3 separate regions of the Homo sapiens genome follow, and regions 1 and 3 are each linked to region 2. Evidence: read pairs that join two places in POLR2A ChIA-PET (ENCODE). Cell type or tissue: CD4-positive, alpha-beta T cell. All regions are shown on one strand. Links, peaks and the distances in the headings refer to the core of each region. The heading gives the core; the rest is flanking DNA.

Region 1 (6,580 bases), core at 481-5,480, 150 kb before region 2:
CCGCACCGCTGCCTGTGGCCTTGGCAGACATTACTAATCAATTGCATCACTGTCACACTGAGTCAGCCCCAAGCTGCAGACAGCCACCATCAGTCAAAGTTGATACCTGGGGGGAAGTGACTTGCCATACTTGACTCAGATGCTGACAGGATCCAAAGTTCAGTGTGACTGTGAGTCAGAAGCCAGGCGGGAGAGCGGGAATGTTAAAAAGCAGTGAGGTAAAGGGCAGGGCACGGGGCGGTCAGGCTGGTAGAGCAGAACTGCTGGTGGGGAAGGAGGTGATGATCCACATTCATCAGAACTTTAGTTTACAGAGCACTTTCACTAAATGCCCACCACTCTTGAGGTAGGAGTGACTCATTTCCATATCACAGGTGAGGGAATGGAGGCCAAGAGAAGGGTATGCACCTGGCGTCACCCAGCACAGCAGCTACTGTCTTGGTCTACGGAAGACACACCTCCTCTGAGGTAACAGCCTCAGAGGTTACCGGGTAAGCAGAGGCCTCAGATAAGATTCTCCCCTCACAATGCATCCTGAAGCGGGACCCCAGGGAGAGAAGGCAGTTGGAGCTGAGTCGGCAGTGCGTGCTGTTAGGTGATTGACCCCTGGCTGGGGGCGGGGGGAGCCCTGATGTGTAGCACGTGCTGATTTCTTTCTTTTCTTTCTTCCTTTTTTTTTTTTGACAGTCTCACTCTGTCGCCCAGGCTGGAGTGCATGGCACGATCTTGGCTCACTGCAACCTCTGCCTCCCAGGTTCAAGTGATTCTCCTGCCTCAGCCTCCGGAGTAGCTGGGATTACAGGCGCCTGCCACCACGCCCGGCTAATTTTTGTATTTTTAGTAGAGACGGGGTTTCACCATGTTGGCCAGGCTGGTCTTGAACTCCTGACCTCAGGTGATCTGCCTGCCTCGGCCTCCCAAAGTGCTGGGATTACAGGCGTGAGACATAGCGCCTGGCCAAAAATTCTGGTTTTTAAAGAGAAGCCTGATACCCACATTTTTATGTGAAATCTGATTTTTAAATTCTGGCAACTATTTAAAAACATTTAGCTGGCTGCCGTGACATGCACCTGTAGTCCCAGCTGCTTGGGAGGCTGAGGTGGGAGGACTGCTTGAGTCCAGGAGTTTGGGTGCTGCAATGCATGATGGTCTTGCCTGTGAATAGCCACAGCACCACTCCAGCCTGGGTGACACTGCAAGACCCCATCTCTTAAAAAAAAAAATTAAACACATCTCAGGCCACTGTCAGCAGCCTCTGTTGTTTGTTTTTTTGAGACAGAGTTTCACTCTTGTAGCCCAGGCTGGAGTGCAATGGCACAATCTCAGCTCACTGCAACCTCCGCCTCCTGGGTTCAAGTGATTCTCCTGCCTCAGCCTCCCTGGTAGCAGGAACTACAGGTGCATGCCATCACGCCCGGCTGATTTTTGTATTTTTAGTTGAGATGGGGTTTTGCCATGTTAGCCAGGCTGGTGTCGAATTCCTGACCTCAGGTGATCTGCCTGTTTTGGCCTCCCAAAGTTCTAGGATTACAGGCATGAGCCATCGCACCTGGCCCACCCTCTGGTTTTGAGGGTAAACCTTTGCTGAGTGGTGGAGGTCTCTCACTTCCCTGCCTGGGCTCCCAGTTGCCCCTCTGCTTCCTCCCCTGCCAGCCCATGGCTGTGCCCACCCTGAGACCACTCCCTCAGCTCCCTCCAGTGCAGGTCGCTTCTCCACGCTGTCCCGAGGTGGGGGTTGCTGCCAGCCCATGTTGCTGCCCCTGCATCGTGGCCTTGCTGTGGACCCCGAGCCCCTCCTCCCCACTTCTTGCCTGACCTTGGCACAAAGGCGGTGACTCCAAGGATTCCCACGCCCCAGCCCCTTCGTTCCTTGGCCTGCTCTCCTCCACTCACTCCCACGAGTGCACCCAGGTACAGGGAACGTCAGCCATGCCTCTTATCCCCAGGCCACCTCCTTGAGTCCTGCGGTTCTCGGAGCCCCACTGCGCTGCATCAGTCCCGCCAACCGTCCTTGGCTCCCCGCACCCAGCCTGGACTCCAGGCCTTCCACTGGCCTGGCTCCCTGCACTCGCCTCAGCTCCCTGTCCCGCTCTGCTGTGCCAGACTGTCCCGGCCCAGTGCCTCCTCGGTGGAACCTGACTCTCCCCTACTCCGAATCGTCACACAGCTTGTGGCCTGGTCCCGCCGAAACCCAAAACCCGTGCCACCAACCTCAGGTGGAACCTAGTGCTTCCCAGAGGCCCCAGGGCATGGCGGTGCTCCCGTCTGAGATCACTCATTCTCGTCCCCTCCTCCCCTCAACCTCAGGTCTCCAGCCCTGGTACTTGTCCTCAGTCTCTGCTCACTGAGGAATCAGAGGCACTGACGGGACCCCACCATTCAGGCGGGTTGTGAGCCAGGACGCTACCCTCCGAGAATCGGGTACAGCTAGTACCGGGCTGTGGGGCACTGGGCCCAGAGGGTGCCCTGGAAGCATGACTACATCCGGCTCTAGCATCTGTGCCAAAGCAGGGTCCCCTGCGTCCTGCCCAGGGCGCCCACCTGCCCAGGACAGACGTCCCACGGGAAGTGCATTCTTCAGATCGGCCTCCAGAGGGCGCCGTGATCGCAGCGCTGAGCTGCCTGCCCTCAAGTCCTGCTGACGGGCCGCCTGCCCATCTTTGTGCCAGGGCCAGGCCAATGTTGCTTCGTAGATGAAGGGCACCCTGCCCCATGCTGGGCAGGACCCTGCACACAACAGGGTCACCTCCCCTTTTATCCAGGCAGGGGATCCGACCCCAGTGATCTGTGGCCCAGCACCCAGGGCCTGGAGGGTGGGCAGAACTCAGCTCCTCCCTTCTTTTTTTTTTGAGACCGAGTTTTGCTCGTTGCCCAGGCTGGAGTGCAGTGGCGCAGTCTCGGCTCGCTGCAACCTCTGCCTCCCGAGTTCAAGTGATTCTCCTGCCTCAGACTCCCAAGTACCTGGGATTACAGGTGCCCGCCACCATGCCTGGCTAATTTTTGTAGTTTTTGTACAGATGGAGTTTCACCATCTTGGCCAGGCTGGTCACAAACTCCTGACCTCAGGTGATCCACCCCCCTTGGCCTCCCAAAATGCTGGGATTACAGGTGTTAGCCACTGCACCCAGCCCCTCCCCGTTCTTTATCATCCACTGAGCCTCCACAGCTCGGAGAGATGGACTGCACACGGGCGCATGTGGCAGTGCGGAGCTCAGGGCTGGTCACTCCAGGTGCTCAGGCTGACATCTTGGCATCTCTCAGAAGGAAAGAGGTGGAAGGTTGGGAGATGCCCCTGCAGAGCCTGAGTGCTCTCAACAGCAGGGAGCACCACTCTTTGCCCCTCCACCCGTCACAGGCCTCGCTTGGAAGGTGCCTGAGCTCTCCTCCACAGGCTGCTCCTGAAGGAGGTGGCCAGGGGCAGGGGCTGGATAGGGTGCCCTTTTGGCCTGGCCACCCACTCCCTGGTGCCAGGCATGCTGCACGTTCCCTGGTCTGGGTTCTGTCATCGTGGATGGTAGCCTTGGGCAAGCAAGACCCTGCCCATCCCCGGCCTTGGCCTCTCTACCTGCAACCTATGGGGGCCCTTCCCATGGCCGGAGTTCATGAGCATCCCAGCCCCAGCGGCCAGGGTAAGTTCCAGTGGTGCGTGTCACCCACTGACCTGCTCACACCTGTAGCCCCGACATCTGCCCTCTGCTTGGCCAGCAGTAGCCCCACTTTTCCAGGACTACATGTGAAGCTGTTTGGGTGCAGGCTGCTTGTGGAGGGAGGGGACAGTGCCTCTGAAAAGAACCCACCCTCCCTCCTCCTGAGCCAAGGCCCTGCTCCCATCCGGCCTGCAGGAAGCAGGGCGTCAAGCCGCAGGGATTCTAATATGAGCCCTGGGGCAACCACATCTGAAACTGCAGGGGCTTGTTACCGATGCAGACACCCAGGCCCAGACCAGTGGATTTGCTCCCCTTTCCCTCCAGGCACCTCCGGTGATTTCAATCCAGTGGTCATTCTGGTCTGTCCATGCGGTTCAGGCAAGTGGGGTGGGGCTGCAGAGAGGGCTCAGCTGCAGGCCCCAGAAATCTACATCCACCACCAACGCAGACCAACTCAGGCTTCCTGGTCACACCCCCAACCCCCCAGGGGCACTGGTAACAGCCTGGGGTCCCGCTCAGAGCACGGGAGTCACACAGCCTGTGCAGCCCTCCCCTGCCCCTCCTGCCAGGGGAACCTGGGCAAGTCACCGACCCTCCCAGGACCTCCAATCCCCATCTCCACAATGAGGAAGGCAGCAAGCATTCCCTGAAGCTCAACTAGGAAACTGGACTGAAGGCAAGGACAGATGTTAGAGGCTGCCTAAACGGCAGAGGCTGGGGTTTGCTTTGGGCCCGCTCTTCAGTGGGGTAGTGGCGTTCAGGTCCACCTCCTTGGCCCCCTAATGGCAGCCCCACCCACAAGCTCACCCCCGCCTTGCCTGCCGTTGCAAAGGCCCATACCACACACACCTCAGGGCTACGTGGATTCACACTGGTGTCTTTTTATTGGATTTTCCGTGGGCAACCTGGGTGCTTCGAGCTCCGCTCTGGGGCAGTGGGAGCTGCCCATCCTCTCCCAGCGCCTTATAACAACTGGGTCCTCTGCTCCTGGGCTCAGGCTGCTGCCTTGAGATAAACCCAGTTTTCCCACTGCCTTCTTCTTCACTTGTGCCAGGCTGCCCAGCCAGGGGCATGGCCCGGGTGTCCTGGGTAGCAGGCACTAGTTCAGAGCCCCCTGGCAGCAGTACCTGCCTGTTGTAGGCCCCTGTCGACTCCACAGTGTACACAACACCATGGGCTGGCCTACAGCTTGGTGTTGAGGTGGAAGAAGTGGGGCGCTGCATAGGTTGTGACTGGTGGTGCGTGCCAGGCAGATGAGGCCGGGCAAAGTCTGTGGCGGAGGGCACTGTCGAAGGACGTTGGGGGGAAGTGCATCAGGCCAGCGGCCATGGGCGAGGGGCCTGCGGTGGCCAGGAAGTGGGCCGGGAAGGCCGGGATGACCAGGGGGCTGAAGGGGAGTGCAGCCTGGCCCTTCAAGGGGCCCGGGGTGCCAGTGAAGTTCAGCGGGCAGTGCAGCATGGTGCCCCTGTAGGCCTCTGGGGGCACAGGCCCCAGGGCTGGGCCCAGAAGGCAGGAGACCAGGCCGGACCCTGCAGGTTTGGCCCCACACTTCTTGGCATCCGCCTCCTTAAGAAAGGGAGACACGGCCCGCAGTCTCTTCCCACTGTGGGCAGCACCCTCTTCCTCCAGGCTGCGCTTGCTGCCCAGGCCTGGGCTACTGGGGAAGGTGGGCGGGAGCGTGGGGCTCTCGGCTGGGACCTTGGCCATGGGGGACACCCAGCAGGCTTTGGGCTTGGGGTAGAGGATGCCCTTTCTGGAGCCACCTTTATGGAACGCAGAAGGGCGGTTAGCGTCTCCGCCCCACACCAGCTGGGGCTCTTTCACTGACAGCCCCTCTTTGCCAGGAGGCCCCAATAGCACCCCATCTTTAAGTCTAGAGAAGAAGTCCCTGGGGTGCTGGCTGACAGGCTTCAGCACCTCGGTGGGGTGGGTGTAGAAGCAGCCCTTGAAGATGGGGGCTGCCGGGCAGGGGCCTGCCTGCGCCTCCTCTCTGAGGCTGCCACCTGGGGCCTGCAATCCCTCCTGAGGGGTCAGCCGGTGCCTGGAGTTCTCAGTCAGCCCTTTGGGGCTCTGGGGACTCTCTGGGAGGTGAACAGCTGGGGACGCCTGGGGCTCTGCCCCATGGCGGCAGCCCTCCTCCTGGCACTGCAAGGCCTCCACCTTGCTCACCTGGGCCAGGAGCTTCTTTTTGGCCAGTGGTGACATGATGCCGTGTGTCCCCTTGCAGTAGAAGCTGGATAGGAGCCGCTTGTAGGCCTCAGGACAGCCGCTGGCACCCACAAAGGACACAGAAGACCCAGAGGCCAGGCCCTGCTGTTCTGTGCTGTTCCTGGGGGGCTCCTGGCTGGGAAGTGGTGCTGGGTCAGCAGCATCTGCTTTGGTCTTTCCTGGCATCATCTGGAATGAGAGAAAGTCTTGCCTCAGGACTGCCTCAGCCCCACATCCTGACCTGAGGAGCAAGAGGTGGCACTTTCAGGCCTGCCCAGGTCCCCCGCCAGCCCCTGCAGTCCTCTGTACAGAATTTTCCAAAGGTGCCCTGTCCTCTGAGTGGACACAGCCTCAGGTGCCTGGTGGGTGGGCGCAGGCTGGAGTTCAGAGTCCACTTGCACAACCATCTGTGGAGAACCTGGAACCTTGCAAGTCCCGCCCTGGGTGCAGGTTCTGTGTATTCTGAGCAGACAGCTCCGCGGCCACAGGGAGTTGTGGGGTAGGGGGCTACAAGAGGCAAGGGACAGGGTGGCCCCAGCCAGCCGCAGGCCTACCTGGTCCATGCGCCGCTCCTCCTTGGCCTTCTTCGGCCTCTCGGTGGCCCCATCATCCCCCCTGTTCTCCTTAGCCATCTTGTACTGTTTCCTGGGCTTGGAGGTGGGCAGCGGCTTGTCATCCTCCCCCTTCAGGTGCCGCACGTATGGCAGGACCAGCCTGGTGAGGAA
Region 2 (6,580 bases), core at 981-5,980:
ACAGGCTGCAGGGCAGGAGGCTGTAAAACAGGCTGATAGGCTGGGCGTGGGGGTTCAAGCCTGTAATCTAACACTTTGAGAGGCCAAGGTGGGTGGATCACCTGAGGTCAGGAGTTCAAGACCAGCCTGGTCAACATGGTGAAACCCTGTCTCTACTAAAAATACAAAAATTAGCTGGGCGTGGTAGCACGAGCCTGTAGTCCCAGCTACTCGGGAGGCTGAGGCAGGAGAAATCCTTGAACCAGGGAGGTGGAGTTCGCAGTGAACCGAGATCACACTCCAGCCTGGCACTCCAGCCTGAGTGAAAGAGCGAGACTCTGTCTCAAAAAAAACAAAAAACAAAACAAAACAAAAAAACCCAAAACAGGCTGATTGCTTAAGTTGATTAAATTCCTATAATCCTTTGAGATCCCCCAACCCCCTCACCCCTGCACCCCACTTGCTTACAGGGTCCTCAGGGAAAGCCTGGGCATTGATTTCACTAACATAGATTTTCTCTCCAGGTGCAACTCTCCCTCACGAAAGGCAGCTTTTCAAAGTCCTTCTTCTGTTTGCAGCCTCTCTGAATAGCCATCTCAAAATAAGCCAAAGAGGTATATTTTGGGGTGAAATATTCTCGTTTCCTTTGGGGGAACACAAACATTCAACCCATAACAGAGACAGTCCCTGTCAATGTCATGTGTTAACAGTCAGGAGGCAGCCCAGGGTGGAGCGGCAGGCTGGAGACCCGGGATTGCTGGGCTGAGATCCGGCTGGGGCATCCCTGAGAGCAGGAGGTGGCTGGACCGCGGGAGGTCAGTGCCTGCCTGGCGGGGAGCCCCAAGGGCACCTGTCTGGGCTAGCCAAGAGGAGAGCATCCGCCCCGGGAGGAGTGCAGGCAGGACTCCCGCTGACAGGGCCTGCTTGGTAGATGCTGGGCAAGTAATTAGAGAAGGGACGATTACCCACCACAGGCTGTTGGCTCTGGATGTAAAAGAAATTGACATGAGGCCAAAAGAGTTTTCCCAGACGAGGCTTCATTAGAGCTTATGCCTGGACATAAGGGAGGCAGCACTAGAGAGGAGAGAGAGAGAGAGAGAGAGAGAGAGAGTGATAGAGAGACAGAGAGAGAGAGTGACGGAGAGACAGAGAGTGAGAGACAGAGAGAGACAGAGACAGAGAAAAAGACAGAAAGACAGAGAAAGAGACAGAAGGACAGAGACAGAGAGAGACAGAAAGACAGTGAGAGAAAGGCAGAGAGAGCGACAGAAAGAGAGAGAGACAGAGAGAGAGAGAGGGAGAGAGAGAGAGAGAATTTCCTGACTGACTCTCCAAAAAGAGCTGGTGGAGATTTTTTTATTAGACAAAGCATAGGAACTAATATCAGGGGTAGGGCGAGCAGGCTGAGCCGGGCAGACCTCATAAGGGGTAGGGTGTGCAGGTCAGCATATTTGATTGCCATGGTTTTCATGGTCAGGATAACCATGACCCATTAATAATAATGGGCCACCTGGTGGTCTGGCTGGTAGCAACAAAGCTTTAAATCAATTGTTCAGAATTCCTTCCTGGGATGCGACACTGTGCAACCTTGGTTATCTCCTCAGGCCAGTTCCTGGAATTTTTTTTTTTCTTTTTTTTGAGACAGGGTCTTGCTGTGTTGCCAGGCTGGAGTACAATGGCACCATCATGACTCACTGCAGACTTGACCTCCCTGGGCTCAAGTGATCCTCCCACCTCAGACTCCTGAGTAGCTGGGACTACACGTGTTTGTCACTATGCTCAGCTAATTTTTGTATTTTTTTGGAGAGACGGGGTTTTGTCATGTTGCCCAAGCAGGTCTAAAACTTACAGACTCAAGCGATCCGCCTGCCTCGCCTCTCAAAATGCTAGGATTACACATGTGAGCCACTGCGCCTGGCCAGAGTTCTTTAAGTAAGCGGCATGGTTAAACATTATGGCATCGTGGGGTAGTGGTGTGGGTTTTGTGATCCGTGGGAATGCTGTAGTGGGGCTGAGCTGAAGCCAAGTCTTATCTCTACTGTCTCAGTACTCTCACTCCAGCTATTACCGAGCAAATGGGCTTGCTGCCTGACTGCACAGAAGCCAACACTGCTGCTCCAGCTTTGAGAAAAGAAAAGCTTCATTGTGAGGCAGACCAGCAAGGAGACAGGAGGCACAGCTCAAACTTCTCTCTCCAATTTGGGGTGTGGGGCACGTTTTAAGGGGTCAGAGGGCAAGGGAAAGTATTTAGGAATGTTGGCTTGGCAGGGTCTGATTGGAGGGCTTCAAATTTAACCATTTGTGGTAAGGTATGTTGAGGCAGATTTTAGCCCCAGATCTTCCAGGCCCATAGACTCCTTCCTTTTGAAAGGGTTCCAGTGTTCAGGTTCTGGTCATGTCCCAGTCCTGTTGGCTCTGCAGGAAGAAATCATTGGTTCCGGTGTTGTTAGAGGTCAAAGCTTTTTCTATTGTGCCTGGACTACATGACTCGCAGTTTTGGCTTGGTTATACCTACAAGGTAACTTGACATTCTCTTATCAACAGAGTAGGCTCAGTTTGGTCTGGTTCTGTGATTACGCCACTCCTTGTATCCTTTCAAATAACCATTTCGGGCCAGGCACAGTGGCTCACATCTGTAATCCCAGCACTTTGGGAGGCCGAGGCAGGAGGATCACTTGAGGTCAGGAGTTTGAGACCAGCCTGGCTAACATACAAAAACTAGCCAGTCAAGGTTGCAGGAGCCTGTAATCCCAGCTACTCAGGAGGCTCAGGCAAGATAATCGTTTGAACCCGAAAGGCGGAGGTTGCAGTGAGCCGAGGTCGCGCCATTGCACTCCAGCCTGGACAATGGAGCAAGACTCTGTCTCAAACAAACAAAAATAAAACAAAACAAAAAAAACCCCACCCATTTCGTTACAGTTTGAGAGAGTCTGAGAGGCTGAAAGGACTGGATCCTTTCTGTGTGGGTGTTGATGTCACAGATTTGACATCATTGTCCCCGGGCCCCTCTGGGGGAGCTGGCCCCTGCAGTCCCTGAGGCTGAGTCTGGGCGTGAAAGGCTTGCTTTTGGCTGGCACACTGGGACCGTTGTTTTCAGCCAACAGATGAAACCCAGCTAGTTGGAAGAGGCCCATTCAACCCCCATGTTTACACATGAGGAGCTGGGGGCCAGGGCGACAGGAAGTGGCTTGCCCATGTCAGTGGAGCTGGTGGCAGAGCATCCGCTTGGCAGAGGATGGCAGCCCACAGCCCCAGGCGATGGAGGCACCCCATTTCCAGTGTGGCTGCTTCGTGCTTGCTGTTGACTTGCAGTTTGGAACCTTGTACTGCGTGCTTCATTCGCAGGACAGAAGCTAAATCTGCGCCCTCTGCCGTCCTCTCAGAGGAAGTGCCTGTATTTGGTGAGAACGGGGGTGAGAGAGGCTCCAAGATGCCCCTTGGCAGAAATTTCCAGTAATTGGCTGGGAGGAGGCTCACCCCACCTGAGCAGGAGCAAGCGGCGGTAGGGAACACAGCGCGCACGAAATAGCAAATTTCACTGATTATTGAGAAGAAAGGAGAGGGGGTGTATTTGGTGAGCTGGAGGTGGTCTCCTCACATATCTGTTAGGATGTTTGCAGCCATGAGCAACAGGAAACCTAATTCCAATGACCTAAACAAGGAGGCTTTGTCATCCCACATCACAGGCAGCCCCAAGGCAAGGCAACTCCGGGTCAGCTACTTTAGTAGCTCAATTTGGTACCATCAAGAATCATAAATCATGGATGGGCACAGAGGCTCGTGCCTGTAATCCCAGCACTCTGGGAGGCTGAAGCGGGAGGATCACTTGAAGCCAGAAGTTGGAGGCCAGCCTGGGCAATATAGTAAGACCCTATCTCTACAAAAAAATGTGTAGAGATGTGGTGGCACATGCCTATACTCCCCCCTACTTGAGAGGCGAGGCAAGAGGATCGCTTAAGGCCAGGAGTTTGAGGCTGCAGTGAGCTATGATTATGGCACTGAAATCCAGCCTGGGTAACCGAGCAAGACCCCCACTCTCTAAAAAAAGAATCATAAATCATAACATCGCTTTGTACTCCAACAATTTATACAATTATAAAATATTGATGTACAACTTTAAAAAAACAGGAGCGAAAAAAGAGTCCTTCCCCCTCAGCCATCCTCAGCATACAGCCTGGCCCCACCTCCCATGCCTGCCAGATGGCAGCTGCAGGCCCACGCAGACTCCCAGCTCTGCGGGGAAGATTCGCTGTGAGTTTTTTTAAGAAACTATCCCCCATCGGCCAGGCGCGGTGGCTCATGCCTGTAATCCCAGCACTTTGGGAGGCCTAGGCGGGCAGATCACAAGGTCAGGAGATCGAGACCATCCTGGCTAACATGGTGAAACCTCGTCTCTACTAAAAACATAAAAAATTAGCCGGGCGTGGTGGCGGGCACCTGTAGTCCCAGCTACTCGGGAGGCTGAGGCAGGAGAATGGCGTGAACCCAGGAGGCAGAGCTTGCAGTGAGCCGAGATCGCGCCACTGCACTCCAGCCTAGGGGACAGAGCGAGACTCCATCTAAAAAAACAAAAAAGAAAAGAAAAGAAAAAAAGAAAAAGAAACTAAGAAACTATCCCCCAGCAAATGTTCCTGTACATCTCATTGGCCAGAGCTGCATCACATGCCCATTTGTAAACCAACAATGGACAAGGGGAATGGGGCCACTGTGACTGGTTCAGTCAATCAGATTGGGCTGAGCTGGAGATGGGACTCTGGTCACCTTCCCTGAGCCTGTGGGCCAGATGGGCAAAGAAGGAAGACAAGGCTGACTGTGGAGAGCCAGCAGTGTTACAACGCCTCCCCACCTGTTTTAGAACCTGCCAAAGTCAGGGTTGGACAAAAGGGTTTCACACCCTGTTTTATTCCCTGTCAAAGCCCACACAGTATCCAGATGCTCCCCTTGTTGAAATGGGGTCTTTGGCAGTCCAGCCTCCTGGGTCTCGGTGGGCAGGGTGTCGGGAAGACACGGCCTCTACTGGGGTGTCTGGTGACTGTTCCAGCAGGAGGGGATGGAGGGGCACCCTAACTCTATTTCAGAGCCCTTCTAGGCCTGAGATTGTGGCCCGGATGGCCTCTTACAAAAGGAAACCTGCCTTCAACTCCTTCCAGCAAAATCTCCAGGAATTTAAACAGAGGGAGGGTCTTAAGCTACAGGTGGAATTCCTCCCTGGATGGAGAAGGAGGCACATCCTCCAAAGCAGGATTCCCATCAGAGGCACTGAAGGCACAGAATTCACATTGCTAACCACAACAGTGGCCAGAGCAACACTGACACCTTTTATTCTGGCAAAAAATAAAAATGAAAAGAGGGTGAGAAATTGCTATGTGGACTCAGTTTTCCTGCTGTGGTTGTGAGGGATGAGATGGGGATTAAATTAGATGAAGAATCTTTTGTTTTAAAAATGTATCTTAACATTTTCTTTTTAATTATACAAATAAGAGATTCTTATTAAGCTCTTCTCCCATCTTATTAAACCCATCCAGGTCCCCCTCAAAGGGATCCAGTCTTCCAGACTTTTGCTATATATTTCCTTCTTTTTTTTAAGACCAGGTCTCACTTTGTTACCCAGGCTGGAGTATAGTCGTGCGATCTCAGCTCACTGCAACCTCCTGGGCTCACACAATCCTCCCATTGGATCGGCTGCTGCCAAGATGCCAGCTACAGAGGGGAGGTGTGGCCAGGGCTACACACTCCATGGAGCCAGCTGGAACCAGGGACAAGCGGGAGCCCCACCCCTTCCGAGTTAGCAGAGTGGAAGCTCCCTGGGCACAACGGCAGCTGCCTAAGTCTCAGCTGTGGACCCGGGCCTCCCTGTGCTCCAGGGGGCTGGGAGCAGTCAGGAGTCCCACACTCCTGGGTGCAGGTGCAGCTGCCCAAGCTGTGGTTGTCGACCTGGGCATCTCTGCACTCTTGGGGGCCCAGGAAACCCTCACTGTTCCTGCAGGCTCACAGGTGTCTGCTCCCACTGCCTGGCCTCTCCCTGCTCCCAGTGCCTGCTCTGATCTCAGAACAAGGTTGGGGTCAAGCTTGGGTGCTATCGCAGCCTGGCCAGGTGTGCGCATGCTTGGGGCAGTGCTGAAACACCTCCCCCCTGCTGCCTCAGCCCCCTCTGGACTTTGAGTGCTGATGAGCAGGGGAGGGAGGCTGAGGGGGCACTGAGGGCAGCTTGGTGCTGGCCTGTAGGTGCCCCTTGGCACAAACAGCATGGGCGCCATAGAAAGCAATAGGAAACAGACAGACTCTGGGGCGGAAAGGGGTGGGTCCCCAGTGAAGCCTCACCTTTAGGCTGGGGAAGGCCTGAAGCCTGAGGGCCAGGCTGCCAGCCCCAAGGAGAGGAGGGGGAACTGGTGGCACCTTTTCCTGGGCCTGCCCATGCCGCCCATGGACCAATCAGCATGCACTTCCCCCCCTCTGAGGCTCACAAAAAGCCCTGGACTCAGCCATATTTTGGGAGATGACAGGACAACCTGCCTGCAGAGAAGAGTTACCCACTCCAAATCCTCCTCTCTATTGAGAGCTACAGAGAAGATGAAACAACCTCCCTGCAGAGGGGAGCTAC
Region 3 (6,580 bases), core at 770-5,769, 120 kb before region 2:
GCCTGGGCGACAGAGCGAGACCCCAACTTAAAAAAAAAAAAGATGCCCTCAGGCTCATTATAATGCCTACCCTCTGAGCCAGGACCCACAATGTGAATTGGGTCTCAGCTGTGAGCAGGACACAGACGTCATCTCACCCTCTGTAGCCCTAAAGAGGCCCGGAGACTTCCTAATGGCCTCCCAGCCATTCCTAGGCCGTGTGGAATCACTCAGGTTTATGGTGGCGGGCCCCAAACACTTGAGGCAGGCTCTCACCACATGCTGACTCCTGCAGCGACAGGCTAGGAGAGGTCCATGCCTCCCTGGGAGCTTCTCAGCCAGTCCAGAGAACAGAAACCTCCCCGGCTCTGGAGTCAGGTGGACTGGTTTGCAATCCGGGTACCCTCCCTTGCAGGTAGTATGACCTGGGATGGGTTATTCACTGTCTCCAACCCTTAGTTTTCCCGTGTGAAATGGCGTTAGCAATACCTAGCTTGCAAGATTACTGTGAGGGTGAGAAATAACATAAGCCTTCAACAACTGGTCATTCTATTGTGGCAGCTACCTGAGAACAGCCTCCTTCGCCGGTGGCATCAGAACTTCTGCAGGGTGGATTCTGCACTCTTCAGGCCTTGCCCTGATGACCTGGGGCTGGGCCCTGAGACCCCACTCCCGATCGGGCTTTCCAGGTCTTTGGGTAGCAGCTGCAAAGCCCTCCCGAGGTTCCTGGTGGGGTCCTAGGCTCTGGCCAGGATGCGGGCATGAAGGGAGGAATTATGGGGGAAGTCAGTGACTCATCTCCAATCTGAGTAGGCCCCACTAACCCCTTCAATACTGGAAGCCCAGGCTTTTGGGGGAGGGACTGCTCTAATTCCTCCTCCCCAGATGAACTCATGGGACTTTGCGAATATGAAAACTAAAGCTTTCAGCCTTGCAATGGCCTGGGGTCAGCTGGCTCCAAGAACCCAGATCCCCCAGAGGTTTCATACTCTTGCTGTGGCTCCCCCACACTGCAGCCCCGACCTGAAGCCCAGGCCCCTGCTTTCATCATCGTGGTATCATCCACCAGGCACCTGCCACAGGCAGGGCTACCCTCCCTGCCTGACATCCCAACTACCTTTGTTGGAAACAGTACCTGGCAGGGAGAACCCAAGGTGAACCCAGGTATACGTGGTTCTGTCTACACCCCAAGAGCTCTCTCATTCTCCCCGCACCTGCTGTGCATCCTTTCTGCTGCTGCACGCCCAGATGTGAGTGTGCAAAGCTGTGTACACACGCCTGTGCATCTATGCATGGGTCTTGCCTGCCAGGAGCCCACAGCTCACACATAGGATCACACAAACATATGTATACACTAACTCACCAGAGAGCCTACAAGAAGCCCCTGAAGCTTTTTCTTCCCCACATCTGGGGCACCCTGGCCTGCCCTGGACTCCTAGAAGAGGACACAGGGTTGTCCAGCCCCCCTCCCTCACCCCAGCTGCCCACCTATGCCATGGTGTCTTCAGCCATGGGGCCTGCCTGAGGGATTCTGCTCTGTTAAAACTGCCTTCGCTCTCTCTGCCTTGGCCTCAGCAGGCTCTTCCAGACCTTCCTGAGTGGTAGTGGCCACGGCTGAAGACAGAGGGCTGCGTGGAGGCTGAAGGCAGAGGGCTGGGCCTTGGGCCTGGGTAAAGACAGCTCTGGACATGGAGGTAGGTTGGCATCCCCCCTCTCTGGCACATACGGCAATATAGCCACACTGGGAGGGCTTTGCCCCAGTGCCTGGTGCTGTTTCTGGAGCTGTGTGTGTGCATGGGCTATACCCTCTGGCCTGGAGGAACCTTCCCGGGCTTGGCAGTTCCCACTGTATTTACCTAGTGAGCTTCTGCTCATCCTTCAAGGGCCCACCTGAGGCAGATACCCAGGGGTCTCAACACACACCTCCAGCAGGGCATGTGCCACATCGTGCTCCTGTGGTCAGCCCCATGCCATTGTGTGACTGGCCAGCAGCTCCCGAGCCTCTCGTCTCCAGCTAGGAGTGGTCTTTACTATCTGCCCACACTACGCTGCTGAAAGGGCCGCAGAACCCCGGCCACTGCTCCTCCAGAAGAGGAAACTGAGGGTCTAAGTGGGAAGGGACTTATCCAAGGTCTCACAGTCGCTTCAAAAGATCTCACAGTTGGTAAAGGAATTGGGAAGGAAGAGGAGGAAGTGAGAGGCCACTGAGGGCAGGTGCACAGTAGGTGCTCAATGAAGATCCACAGAAGGAGAATGAAGGGCACGGAGGAGAGGGAGGAGGAAGAGGCCATGCACCCACCTCCACCCCTATCCCACATCTCCCTCCATCACCAGGCAACATCTGCCCTTTCTTCCCCAGGGGTTAGCGCTTCCTAGTTGTCAAGGGCAGCACATTCTAGATGCTGGGGACTTGACCTCACATGCGGCCCTTCTTGCTGGAGTTTCGCTGGAGTCACACCCTCCCTATGGCTGCAGGCTGGCTGCTCAGGCCACAGCCCCTTTCCTGGTTATCTGTGTTGCTGCTGAATCCTGGCCAGGGGTAGTGAACACAGCCCAGGTCTTGGACTCCAGGACAGCGCCCCCTCAGCTCCCCAAGGAGCTCAGAGGTCCCAAGCCCCTGGCCAGCTTGTCTCAGCTGGAGGGAGGTTCTGGGCATCCTGTAGCTGGACTCTGGGGACTCTGAGGCCTGCCTTGGCTGAGAATCTGTCTTGGCACAGATTCTGTGCCAAAGCGATGGGCAAATTTTTCTCCACAGGAAACCCAAGTACCCCAGTGCAGTTGAACTCTCCGTGCTGTCTCCTATCTATGAAACCGGCTGGCAGGCACAATAACAGCCCTCACGCCTCCGGGTGCAGTTACGGGCATTGGATGAGCTATTTCTTATAAAGGGCTTAGAACTGTGCCCGCTGGCGGGAGGAAGTGCTCCATAAACATTAGCTGGTTTCCACAGCCCTGGGTGAAACAGAAGGCACGGGGTGGGCCCAGGCTGGGGGAGTGGGGACAGGAAACCTGACTTCCAGCTCCAGCCCCAGCTCAGCAGATAGGCCATTTGGTTCTGCAAGGCCCCCACCCCCTTGCCTTCCCTCCTTCTGTACGTGTGTGTCATATTTTGTTGGCTTTGGGGCTTTCTTTTCTTTCTTTCTTTTCTTTTTTTTTTTAAATAAACAAGGGCTGCATGAAACCCCTAATATTCTGGGTAAGTGTTGAAACAGCTCAGAAATCCCCTCCTCCCCTTGTGACTCAGTGGCAGGAGCGATAAGCAGAACTACTGGTGACACTGTGGGAGAGAAATTCTGCAAAATAACAGCTGGGCAGCCCGGGACCCCAGGGAGTTGAAATGGGACCTCGGAGACATCAGGATGTCCTGGAGAGGCACCAAGGCCAGAGGTCCCCCAGGGACCGTGGAGGGGGCATTAAGCCCTGAAAACAGATCATGATGCCCATCCCCCCAGCACAATTAGAAATAAAAACAACCCGGGACAGTTAAATTAGTGTAAGGAAGTCCCTCAAGAGTTTTACTTTTCCCGTAACGGCGATTTTCGATGCTCCTTCGGAAACATCAGATTCTTTCCAAGCGTTATTCTTTTTCTATTTTGGTGCCCGAAGTACTAGCGTGGTGGACCAAGCCCCTACACCAGCCGTGAGCGACCCCTGCGGGCTGCCTGGCCCCTGTGGGCACTGGCTCCGGGGATGCGGCAGGGGGCGGAGGGGGCGACACCGGGCTTGGGGGGCGGGCAGCGGAGGGAGGACTGGGGGTGGGGAGGGGGGAGGGCGGGGAGGGCGCCCAGCGGCGCGGCCGCGCCCCCCACCCCACCCCATTCCACCCCCACCGAGGACCGCGCTGGGGTTTCAGAAAGCGCTTTTCTGGCCCTGCCGCCGGATCTGACTCAAAAAGGGGAGCTGGCTCAAACCGAAAGAATAATTCGGTTAGCCAAAGCGCCGATATTTCCCTGGGGCCCAAATGGCTGCCAGGCAGGGGGCTCCAGGGCCGCAGCCTCGCCGGCCCCTCGGGCCCCGCCGAAAGCCCCGGGCCCCATCCATCTTCGCCACCGAAAGGGGCAGGAAGAGCAGCTGAGAGGAGGGCGCCTCCTCCAGCCCCGCAGGCTCTGCTGCCGGACCGTCGTGTCCCTCCCGAGGCCTTCCCCTGCCTGTCCCAGCGGGCCCTGCTCTCTCGGGTTCTCAGGACGTTGGGCAGACCCCTTAGGCCTCTTTTCTAGCAGCACGCACATTCCTGCACACCTCCGCATGTGAAGTTTTTCTGGAAGTATCATGTGGACACTTTTGGAGGCCTACACCCACTCTTAGAGGTGTCTGGCGTCCCATTGCAGGGGCGTTCCGTCTTTTGAAGTTGAAGAATTGTCTTGGACCATACGTAAAATACACTAACACTACCGACAGCCGGTGAGCTAAAAGAAAAAATCGCGAAAATACCTCAGTGTTCTAAGAAAGCTTTATGAATTTGGGCCGCATTCAAAACCTTCCTCAGTCACATGCCGCCCTTGGGCCACGCGTTGGACAAGCTTGCATCCTAGAGACCAATGCGAAATTAACTCGAAAAGAAAGAACCGCTCGGGCCGATTCAACACCCCTGTCACCTATCCTCACCCACGATTTCACTCCCAGGCCCCTTGGCCTGGCGGCGCTTGCCCTTTGGCCAGCGTCCTAGAGGTCACAGTGAGGCCCAAATGAACGGGGTTTTACCGAACCGACATGCCCAGGAGAGAAACATGGATCTATACAGAGAGGCTAATCATTTGTTTCAAGCTGAATTGCCAGGGTGGAGTGGGTGGGGTGGGCCCAGGGGCTCCCCTCCGCTCCCCCCGCAACCCCTGTGTCCAGTCTGAGGTGCCTGTATGCATTCTCTTCAGGTCCCCACCTTCAGTCTGAAGCAGGGAGCCGGGCTTTGCAGGTGCAGAAGCTCTCTGGCTCTGGGAGCCTGCTGGACTCAAGTTCATTCTGACCTCAGGACAGGTGTGGGCAGGAGATGCTGACGGCTGGTTTTCCTGGGCCGCCCAGAACACCTGGCCTCTCAGCTGTCTCAGCACAAAATTCGCCCTGTAAGCAGGACCCTCCTGAGCTCCCAGAAGGGCCAGGCACATAGCTGCTGTCACCGGTAACAGTCCTGCAGACAGCGAGACGGCTGTGACACAGTGCTGCACACAAAGCCTGGCTGCTGCCCGCCATATGCAAGGACAGGCACCAAACACAGCCTAGGTCAGGGACCTGCGGGGTCAGCTGAGCGTGTGAGGAGGACTCAGGTGCCTGCAATCCCTGCCTCCCTGCCACAGCGTGATGCTACAGGGTGGCCCGGCAGGACTGGGTCATTACAGCTCCTGACCTACCAGAGGACCTAGTGTCACCCCCCACTCAGTTGTCACATTGCTGGGGAGTCTGAAGAGGGGGAAGGCACCAGGGTGGTCCCAGCCATGCTGGGACTTGGAGCAGTCCCTAGTACTGACACTGAAGTATGTCAATATCACAATAAGTGGCTTAGAGGGGGTGGCATTGACTGTTAATCCCAAGGGATGAAGGGAATACCTCGCTCCTGGAAGAAAGCTGGGAGCATCTCTCTGTTTTTTTTTTTTTTTTTTTTTTGAGACAGGGTCAGTCTGAAGTGCAGTGGTGCAATCTCAGCTCACTGCAGCCTTGGACTCCTAGGCTTAGGTGATTCTCGCACTTCAGCCTCCCAGGCAGCCACGACCATAGGCATGCACCACCATGCCTGTCTAATCTTTTAAAAAATTTTATGGAGGTGGGATCTTGCTATGTTGCCCAGACTGGTCTTGAACTCCTGGGCTCAAGTGATCCACCCACTTTGGCCTCCCAAAGTGCTGGGATTATAGGCGTGAGCCACTGCACCAGGCTACATCTCCATTTTAAGATGCTGAGTGGGCACTTGGAGGAAGGACAAGAAGCAGAGTGGGTCCTGCTATATTGTGTACATTCTGGAAGTCCTCACTGCCCTGGTACCCAGACTTAGGTCTGTCACTCAGGAGTGGCAAGGGCTGCCCTAGGTCTGGCCCAGAAGTCCTCTGAGCTCCTGCTTAGAGTGCCATAGTGCCATGCCAGTGGTATGGAGGGGCTTGAGCACACTCGGGCTTATGCACACATGTGTCCCGTGGACTGTCTGGGTGCGTCTCCATGTGGGAGAGCATTCTGCCTTCTTGCATGGCAGCAAAGCTTTCGTAGGAACTCTAACCCTGTTGAAGGGAAGTAGGGAAATGAGGAGTGTCTGAGACACCAGGCTGCCTGCTCAGTCTTTCAGAGGTAGGAGAGAAGCCTGCAGAGGTCTCAGGGCTCACTTCCGCTTCCCATGAAGGCTCCCACCTGGGATCCCCAAGGTCCAAGAGCCCTCTGGAGGGAGGACCTCTCCTAAAGGGCGGCAGCCTGGGATCATCAACCAGTCCATGAAATTTCCCTCCGAGCCCTTTACAGTTCACTGTGCCCTGATTTTACAGATGGGAAAACCAAGGCCCAGAGAGGGAAAGTGGTGTGCTCAAAGCCACACTGTGGATCAGGGGCGGGGCACGGTCTGGTGCCTGCCAGCGTCCTGCGTTTCTTCCCACACTGCAGTCAGGAGAGGGAGGTGGCCGGGCAACCC

Evidence for each region. ChIA-PET counts read pairs that join two places held together with the same protein. Peaks named below come from ENCODE experiments on the same cell type or tissue, not always from the same donor. Only the 100,000 strongest peaks of a DNase experiment are listed, where the experiment ranks them.
Region 1: POLR2A ChIA-PET joins it to region 2 with 30 read pairs; 9 of 35 experiments call an interaction of 5 or more read pairs at or near these places.
Region 3: POLR2A ChIA-PET joins it to region 2 with 17 read pairs; 15 of 35 experiments call an interaction of 5 or more read pairs at or near these places.

The regions. Positions count from the first base shown.
Region 1 is chr2:96,550,563-96,557,142 of GRCh38, reverse strand. ARID5A (AT-rich interaction domain 5A) reads right to left here. Exons shown (of 7, transcript NM_212481.3): 6 at 6,410-6,569; 7 at 4,509-6,044. The coding sequence ends at 4,830. Among named protein-coding and RNA genes, the nearest start is that of ARID5A, 17 kb to the right of the region's middle. RefSeq lists enhancers at 2,809-3,334, 5,128-5,187. In CD4-positive, alpha-beta T cell, for the core only: CTCF peaks have their summits at 2,376 and 2,576 (motif pointing right); DNase peaks (open chromatin) are centred at 2,622, 3,282, 3,532, 3,862 and 3 weaker places; H3K4me3 peaks cover 283 bases.
Region 2 is chr2:96,404,287-96,410,866 of GRCh38, reverse strand. No RefSeq gene overlaps it. Among named protein-coding and RNA genes, the nearest start is that of NCAPH, 72 kb to the right of the region's middle. In CD4-positive, alpha-beta T cell, for the core only: CTCF peaks have their summits at 3,141 and 3,346 (motif pointing left); a DNase peak (open chromatin) is centred at 3,296; H3K27ac peaks cover 1,418 bases.
Region 3 is chr2:96,524,827-96,531,406 of GRCh38, reverse strand. LOC105373496 (a long non-coding RNA gene) reads left to right here. Exons shown (of 3, transcript NR_135564.1): 2 at 1,558-1,673; 3 at 3,224-3,467. Among named protein-coding and RNA genes, the nearest start is that of ARID5A, 8.6 kb to the left of the region's middle. RefSeq lists enhancers at 1-397, 2,608-2,757, 6,540-6,580 and silencers at 3,618-3,717, 3,868-4,207. In CD4-positive, alpha-beta T cell, for the core only: a CTCF peak has its summit at 3,605 (motif pointing left); DNase peaks (open chromatin) are centred at 3,076 and 3,636; H3K4me3 peaks cover 1,428 bases.